2 separate regions of the Homo sapiens genome follow, and region 2 is linked to region 1. Evidence: chromatin loops called from intact Hi-C (ENCODE). Cell type or tissue: dorsolateral prefrontal cortex. All regions are shown on one strand. Each heading gives the region's core, and the rest is flanking DNA. Links, peaks and the distances in the headings are about the cores only. Region 1 overlaps KIAA1958. Region 2 overlaps KIAA1958.

What was found. Hi-C counts contacts between places; a loop is a spot of excess contacts. Peaks named below come from ENCODE experiments on the same cell type or tissue, not always from the same donor. Only the 100,000 strongest peaks of a DNase experiment are listed, where the experiment ranks them.
Region 2: it touches region 1 in a loop (2.1-fold over the local background); 1 of 110 quality-filtered maps calls a loop at or near these places.

Annotation. Positions count from the first base shown.
Region 1 is chr9:112,569,057-112,573,457 of GRCh38, forward strand. All of the region lies in intron 1 of KIAA1958, which reads left to right. Among named protein-coding and RNA genes, the nearest start is that of HSDL2-AS1, 84 kb to the left of the region's middle. In dorsolateral prefrontal cortex, for the core only: CTCF peaks have their summits at 1,943 and 2,143; a DNase peak (open chromatin) is centred at 1,895; H3K27ac peaks cover 1,204 bases.
Region 2 is chr9:112,622,656-112,627,056 of GRCh38, forward strand. The region is part of intron 2 of KIAA1958; the gene reads left to right. Among named protein-coding and RNA genes, the nearest start is that of INIP, 93 kb to the right of the region's middle. In dorsolateral prefrontal cortex, for the core only: no CTCF peak of the experiment used is centred there; no DNase peak of the experiment used is centred there.

The DNA.
Region 1 (4,401 bases), core at 73-4,072:
ACTGTATTTTGAAGTGTTGCATCTTGATGAATAGCTGCTTTTTGTCTTTTCGGACATGGCTCTCGTTGGAGAATATGTTCACATTCCTTCTATATGTGGTACTGTTCTTTTTGAAATTCTTGTATGATTCCATATACAACAACATGAGCATTGCCTATTAAATTTCCCCGTTTTCTGTGCCATGCTTCTGTATTGTGAGTAGGTGGAAATTCATTCTACATGTACTCATACAGAGACCACAAATTTGGCAGAAGCAATACTGGTGATGAAACAGCAACACCATTGCATTAAGTGTCTTCTTATCCTATTGTGCACATAATTATTTTTGAACTAGTCAGTACATTGCTGGCTTCTTCAGGCAATATGGCTTTAATTCATTAAAAGCTTCTGGAATGTCATCTTGCTGAAAGGAATGCCAGTGCAGGCAAATGACGCTTTTAACTGAAGTTTGTATCATTGCCATATCATTGTAGCCAATCAGCTCATCTGAATTTCCTGCCAAATGCATTAGGCTGAATGGGAAACACAAACTTTATTGGTAACACTTTGAAATTCCTTTTAGAATTCTTTTTTTTTTTTTTTGAGACAAGTTTTGCTCTTGTCACCCAGGCTGGTGTGCAATGGCATGATCTTAGCTCACTGCAACCTCCGCCTCCCGGGTTCAAATGATTTTCCCGCCTCAGCCTCCCGAGTAGCTGGGATCACAGGTGTGCGCCTCCATGCCTGACTAATTTTTTTTGTATTTTTAGTAGAAACAGGATTTCACCACATTGGCCAGGCTGGTCTCAAATTCGTGACCTCAAGTGATCCACCCACTTCGGCTCCTCAAAGTGCTGGGATTACAGGTGTGAGCCACTGCACCTGGCCCAAATAAGCATTTATTAAGTGTTTTACTTTTTCTTGTCATTAATACATAATTGAGTGGATAAGTTCTAGAATTTTCAGATCTAACAGGGACATGAATTGTATATAGTTGATAAACAGTGGGAATGATTTTGAAAGTGCAGTTTATTAGCTAACGTGAAGCATGTGCTAGTTCTTCTGTGTTAGATTTAGTGGTAAATATAAGAAATCTGTCTTTGACAGTCAAATAACTAATCAAGAATAGTTCACCATTTAATGTTGTTTGTTTGTTTTTTAACATTGAAGAACCTCAGTATCAACAAGTATCTTTGGTTCAGAAGGTCACTGAGCTTGTTGAATTCTTTTTATTTTCTGCTGGAGGGCGTTTTTTGAATGGAAGCATGGTGCTATACGTGAAGGGGCAGAAGTCTTACATGATTGAATAATTTGGCCGGGGAGATTTCTTGCACTTTTGGCCTGTGTTTTCTGTGATCTTTGAAACACTTGCTGCACTTGTATTTGGAGGGTGGTTGTGGTCTACAGATTTTGTAAGTATATGCTATCCATCTGAAAGTCTGCTTGTTGCTTGGCTGCTGCAGTTAAGCAATTTTCTGCTTGTGCAGCACCAATAATAATTAGCTTTTAAACTTTTATCTTTCACCATTTAGTAACCTTGTATATTTAACTTATCACAGCCCTTTTGCAAGGGAACATTTCGTAGTCTCTTCTGTTGTGTTGTAAGGAATACAGTAAGAAGGAATGATACTTGGCTTTGCCAGTACCAAATCTGTATTAGTCAAGATTCTCCAGAGAGACAGAACTAATAGAATATGCATATATACATGAGAGGGCATTTATTAGGGGAATTGGCTCATGCGATTATGTGGCTGAGAAGTCTTACAACAGGCTGTCTGCTAGCTGGAAACCCTGGGATGCTGGTATAGTGGTTCAGTCCAAATCCAAAGGCCTCAGAACCAGGGAAGCTAATGATGTGACTCTCAGCCTGAGGCTGAAAGGCCGGGACCTGGGAACTGCTGGCGTAAGTCCCAGAGTCCAAAGGCTGGAGGCCTCCAGTTCTGATGTCCAAGGCAGCGAAAAAGAAGCCTATGCTAGCTCTCAGAGAGAGAACAATTCACCTTCTGTATTTGTTCTGTCTGGGGCCCCAGCTGATTAGATGGTGCCCGCCAATATTCAGGCGAGATCTTCACATAATCCACTCAGACTCACACACTAATCTCTCCTGGAAACAGCCTTACAGACACACCCCCAAATAATGCTTTACTAGGTTTCTAAGTCTTCCTTAATCCAGTCAAATTGACACCTGAATTTAAGTCCACAAGTTCACCCCATGTCAGTTTATCACTCATATGCATTTCCTTAAACCATACTTAATTTCCAAATAAAGACAATAACAAGGTAATAGTTCCACCTAACATGATGTAGCTATCCTATGATTGTGATTTTGGGGATGTTAGACTTTAGGGATTTTGATCTTTCGGGATTTCAACATTTGGAACTATGGCGTTCAGAATTTTGTCTTTCAGGATTATGATGCGAACCCCTTCCATTTACGTGTCCTTGGCCATGACTGTGTCATAGGGCCACCCTTGCTCCAGGGGAAGCTGGGAAAAATATTTTAGTGAGCACATTGCTGCCTTAACAAATTTGGACTCTCTGTGAGGAGTAAGAGAGAATGGACACTGGGTAGGCAAAATAGCAGTCTCTGCCACACCAATTAAATATTAATAGCTATGTTAAGTTCAAAACAGACTGGGGTGCAGTAGCTCATGCCTGTAATCCCTGAGCTTTGGGAGGCTGAGACAGGAGAATTGCTTGAGCCCAGTTCAAGACCAGCTTGGGCAACCTAGGGACACCCCTAGGTTAAAAAATAAAAAATAAATAAATAAATAAAAACAAAAAATAAAAATAAAAATAAAAAATAAAAAGAAATAAAATAAAAAAAGTTCAGAACAAACACACAAACCAATCTATGTCTTTTTTTTTTTTTTTTAACATTTCTACTTTAACCAAAGTTACATGAAAGGAACATAAATAAGTCTAAATTTCTAGAGTATGAAGGAAATGTAAGATCACGTAGTCCTGGCATTGTAGGCTTAGAGATAATTAGTGCCTTGTCTGAGACCACAGGAGCAGTTCCAGGCTTGGGATTTCACGTTCCTGACTCCCACGCCAGTCAATGTTCTTTCCGTTTACATGGCTGCTTCATGAACTCTGGGAGCTCATCTGTCACTCTTCTGCGTATACAGGGTGGCTGGGTTTGGGTTACACTATCCGGGAGAAAACTGTCTAATCCCTTGAATGATTACAATAAAAGTGATCTGAGGAAAATTTATGTGTCTGACTTGAGAGAGTCTTATACGTTCACTTTGTAAGTGTTGATGGTGCTGGCAGTATGTAAACATTCATTCATTCTTCATTCATTTATTCGACAACGACTGCATACTAGACAATAGGTTATAATGTCCCAAGAACAGGACCATGCCTTTTGAATTTCCATATCCCCAAGTAGGTCCTCACTGATGAGTGAATAATTAAGTCATAGTTTCTGCCTTCAGGAAATTATTAGGTCTGAGAGACAGACAAGCAAATCAATGATAACAGTACAGCAAAGGCAAATCCCTTGAGATGATACAGGCATGGGTGAAGGGAAGCTAAATAAATCTCTGAGGCAGAAAGGGGGTCTGGAAAGATGCCAATAGGAAGTAGCCGCAGGTTCAGTTTTGAAGAGGCTGGCCAGGTGAGGAAAGAGAAGGGCAGCATATCAAGCCAAAGAATCAGATTCTCACCAGTAGGGGGTTTAGAGAAGAGGGGACCACAAGAAGTGTGGGAAGAGGCCATGGTCGTAGGAAATGAGGCTTGAGAGGTGGCCGTGGCCACATCAACAGAGACCTTAATAGTATGTTAAAGGATTTGAACTTACCTAACCTCCCTGACAGGGCGCCATGGAGTCAGGGCAGGGAATGGCTCAGGTGTCTGTCCACTTTGGTGTAACCACCTGACATTGTGGTTAGACCATGGTGCCTGACTGCAGAGCACCAGCGGGGCACCTCTTGTCACCCACAGCTGCAGATAGCCAGGGCCGACAAAATCACACATAAAGATTCCTGTGCCTCCCTGACCAGTGCTCCCAGGACCCCCCTCTTGGCAGAGCCTTACTAACCTTTCCAGCCCCTTGCAGACTCCACATGTCCCCTTTCACTTTCCTACCCATCATGTTGTCCTCACTCCTCAGGGACTCCTAACAAGGGCTTCTTTTTGTCTCCTGCCTAATAAGGAATGATTTGCTTCTATTTGATAGTTGGTTATGCTTGGCTTTATGAGACCCTCAGATGGTAGAAAACACCAGACATACTTTGTAACCTCTAATGGTGGGATGAAAGGCAATATTTCAGGAATTGCAGACAGCCAGGAGACAGGAAGCCTGGTCCTAAGAGTGGTTAGAGCAGGGCCTCCCGCTTCCCCATCCTTGCTTCTTTGGTCTACAGCCTTCCCCTCCAGCAGGTCTCCTCCCAGTCTGTTCTCCCTTCTCTGCTTTTC
Region 2 (4,401 bases), core at 136-4,135, 54 kb after region 1:
ATGTTAAATCACTGCCTGTTCTACAAAAGAGTAGTCTGAAAATCTTCTGGCATACATTTGATCTCTTTGGTTTTTCAGTTAGATTATTATTAGCTGAAACTTTCATAGCATTTACTTGACTAAATCATATGGCTTAGCTTGCAGATGCCATGAAATCAATGACTTTATTGAGATGAGAATTTGTAGTCACATCAACAGTATTTATTGAACAGCTAGGGGCCAAACCTGGAGGGGTATAAAGACACATGAAATAGTCCCTGCTCTCAAAGAATTTATAAAAGACATTGTAATAAAAGTTAGTTCATTTTTGAGAGCCCAGCAAAAAACTCTATGCTAATACTATTTTGCATAGTTTTCCAAACTTTGTACCCATGCAATTTATCCATTATTTATTCATTGAATATGTTGGTCTGCTGTGGAATACGTAATTCTGCTTTGAGTATTTTCTGGAGAATCTTTCTTAGAGCCTGTTTTAAAATCAATAAAGTGAAGGCATTTCTGTACCATCCACTGTGTTCATGTAGGTGCACATATGCATCAGAGTGTACAGATCTGTCATCAATGACTATCACCTCTTGAGCACTGACAATGTGCCATTGTACTGAGTGCTTTATAAGTTGTTTCACTTAATTCTCACAATAGTCCCATTAGGTAAGTATTATTATTTCCCTTTTATAATTGAGGAAATCCAGAAAAGTCAAATGGCTTGCCCATGTCACAGTTAATATGTAAGAGCATCCGTATCTGAAATTAGATCCAGATCCCATTAAGCACTCTCTTTTTCTGCTGTAGCTACTTGTTCAAGAAGTGATTTGCTGTGCTTCTGTAGACCCTCTGAAGTTATAAATTATAAATGAAATCCCAGGTGTACTAAAATCATCAAATTAATTCAACTCATTGATTGAGATCAATGTTAGCACAACATTATTTAGGCGTCATTACTGTAGTATTTTGAGATGAGATATTAAGCAGTTTGTTTATCCCTGGTTACCAGCAGAGAGCAGAAGTTTGTGTCACTCTAAAAAACACCTAACTTTGTCATGGAGGCAAGTGTGTATATGTGTATAATTTATTTTTACCCCAATTAAAGCCAAAACCCCAATTTCAAGAGAGTCCTTTATAATTCAGGCAGGGAAGTGGGAGGGTCTAGGCAGAGGGACTGCCTATAAGCCAGTATCGATTGCCATTGACCAGATACTAAATATGAATTAGAGGTAGACTGTGAACCTATTCAGATTTTTTCTGGTTCGACTATCTGCAGTTTAATGTGAGACAGACACTTCTGATCTTAATCAGCCCTCTTCTGACTGATTTTCTTTATCTATAGGAAAGGTATATTTTGATCCTTATTTCTCTAGCCAAAATAAAGCTGTAATACTAAGCACCTGTAAATAAAAACTCTCTCCCAGATGACAGAAGAAATAGATACCTAAGCCTAGGGAGGAAAGTCAAGGGGAATGTATAATTTCTTGGAGCAAGATATCTTTTAAAGCGTTCATTAAAAAATAGTTACAAGTACTGAAAGAATTAGCAAGTTCTCTATCAGCTTAATAAATGTTTCCCAAATAGAATTCTATTATACAAGATATGTCTCTGTACATCTACCATACAATATGGTACAGATAGGCAGTGATCAATTAAGAAATGCACATTGGCAAGGGCATCCTCAATCGTTGTTTAGTGCATGGTATTCAAACATTGCTTTCCCTTCCCACTTGGATCTGGTTAACATGATATTGAGTGCATAGCCTTTCATAAAGCAAAGTGATGAAGCTAGGATAATTTTAGAGATCCTTGCCATCAAATAGAACTGGAATAAAGAAATACATTGCAGATATCATTCTTTTGGGAGTTGGTGTATTTCTAGTGATATAACAACAGAAAAGAAGAGATGATATTGATGGAGTACCAAGAACTCTAATTTTACTTTTCTAAACAGAAAAGGAAGACATTTAAAATTCCTCATGGTCCAGCCTGTTTGTAAATTGACCAGTTGGGCCTGCCAAAGCTGAGCAAAAGCTTGAAAAATTTTTTTTAATGGCATTTTAATACACTTACGTTGAGTTCTTATGTAAACAATGACTTTTGTGAATTAGAACCAGAGTATTAATTAGGTCAGAGTCCCAGTTTGATTAGAATATTAATTAGGTCTGTGTGTTAATGTAAACCATTGTCTTTGTTGTATTATTAGTCATAGAGGCTAGATCTGGAAAGGACCCAAGAGATCATCTAGCCCAGTGATTTTCAATGCTGTGAAGAGTAGGAGTCACCACGTCCTCATGTAGGTAGGGAGTGGGGAGCGCAAGAAGATAGAAATAGCCAAGAGAACACAACCTCAAACAAATTCCCCAGAGGTCTCATGTTTCCTACCCCCTCCCCTCCTTTGAGACTCACTAGACTGACTGAGCTGCTGTTCCCTCTGGAATGCATCCTTCAGGTGTGCTAGCTGGAAAATAAAATTGGAAACATTTAATCTACCTTTTAATGTATTTATTTGTTTTTCGAGACAGGGTCTCGCTCTGTTGTCCAGGCTGGAGTGCAGTGGCACAATCAAGACTCACTGCAGTGGCACTGCAGCCTTGAACTCCTGGGCTCAAGCAATCCTCCCAACTCAACCTCCCAAGTAGCTGGGACTCCCGGTTCATACCATCCTGCCTGACTAATTTTTAAAAATTTTTTGTAGACATGGGATCTCACTGTGTTGCCCAGGCTGGTCTCAAACTCCTGGACTCAAGTGATCCCCCCACCTCAGCCTCCCAAAGTGCTAGAATTACAGGCATGAGCCACTGCTCTGTCCTCATCCACCCTTTAACAAAAGAGGCAATAGCCCCAGAGAAAGGAGGTGAATGCCCAGGTGCTCACACCCTGTTAGGGTGTGAGCTTTCCCTTGTCAGGGTTAAAGCCGGGACTAGAGGCAGGCACCCTGACTTCCTGTCCACAGGTAGAGTTTAGAGAGGAAAAACAACCCTATATTTCTACTTCTTGTTTTCCAAATTTTAATTGTTTTTAAAACCCACAAATTTCTCTTAGGAGTAGATTCAAGCTGCCAAGTTCCAATAGGCTGTTCTTGAATGTGACATTTCACTTTTCATTGTGTTGTGTTACATCTTAGTTTTAGCAACTTTTCTTTTTGGAGTTTGATAGGAAAATCTGTAAATGTAATTGTTCTTTGATTCTAACAAACATCTCTCAGCCTACCCAATTTATATTTAGTTTTCAGTTATGGAGGGGAAACTACAGTCTTCAAGAATATCAATTCTAGTTATAGATTATGAACAAAAATACATTTTTGTTTAATTTGATATTCACTTGGATATCGAGCTACATAGCATCTATACTACTGGTTCTGAATGCAACCCACAGTATTTTTTAGTCTGGCAAGTTTTACAAATCGTATTTAAAGTTTTGGGACATATCCTCAGTCAAAAGGATCAAATTTCTATCAACATAATTAGGAAGTTTCTGAAGTAAATTTATTTAGAGATAGTAAAGGGGAAAAATGGTAACTAAGGAAAGAGGCCTACAGTAAGTAGATGTAGAAATTCAAACTTACTTAAATGCAAATTATTTGTATTTCTCATCTTGCTTACTCTTCTGAAAAGGAACTCAAGCATAAATATTTAAACGTTTCACAAATTTTTATTTTACAAATCATATTTACCAGATCATAGTTGAAAAAGTTCAAATTTTAGATGTTTTTTAAAAAGGTACAGTGTGATTTGTCTTTTTTTTGTAATGTTGAATTATGTTAGACTTCTAATGTTTGTCTTGATATTACACTGGAATTAGACAGCATTTTTACCATTTATACATTCATTTCAATAAGAGCTTTGAAAATGCTTTGGCATTGTTTGTTTGTGATAAGTAGAATTAGGAAGATATCAGCAATATAGATTCCTAACAGTAATTGTGTATACTGTGTTTTAGTGATTTTTATGTCCATTTATTTTCTGTAATTCTTTTATAAATCCCTTAGTGTACTTCCACTAGAAATTAATTTATAATTGTTTATTTATATTGGATGAAGTAGGAGGTCCATGTTTAGTATTAACCCACTCAGATTAACTTTATCTAACTGAACTTTTATATCTATAACCCATTAGATTGTTACAACTTTTTAAACAGCATTTATAATGAAATAACTTTTGTTTTATAAAGCATTTGTTACAAAAAAAAAAAAACACCTTGCCAAAAATCATTACGATTTCTATGCATTGTGTAATATTCAGTGATGTTGAGATTTTGCATGTTGTTACAGGTGCTCTTTCATATGTGTGTTTGTGGTGTTGATGTGGAATTGTTAACCACTGCTGCTATCACTTATTGTAGTTAAACTGAAAAACTGTGTTAAAAGGCTGTGCCAGTCAACATTTCTATGTGTGACTTAAGTAACTGTGTACT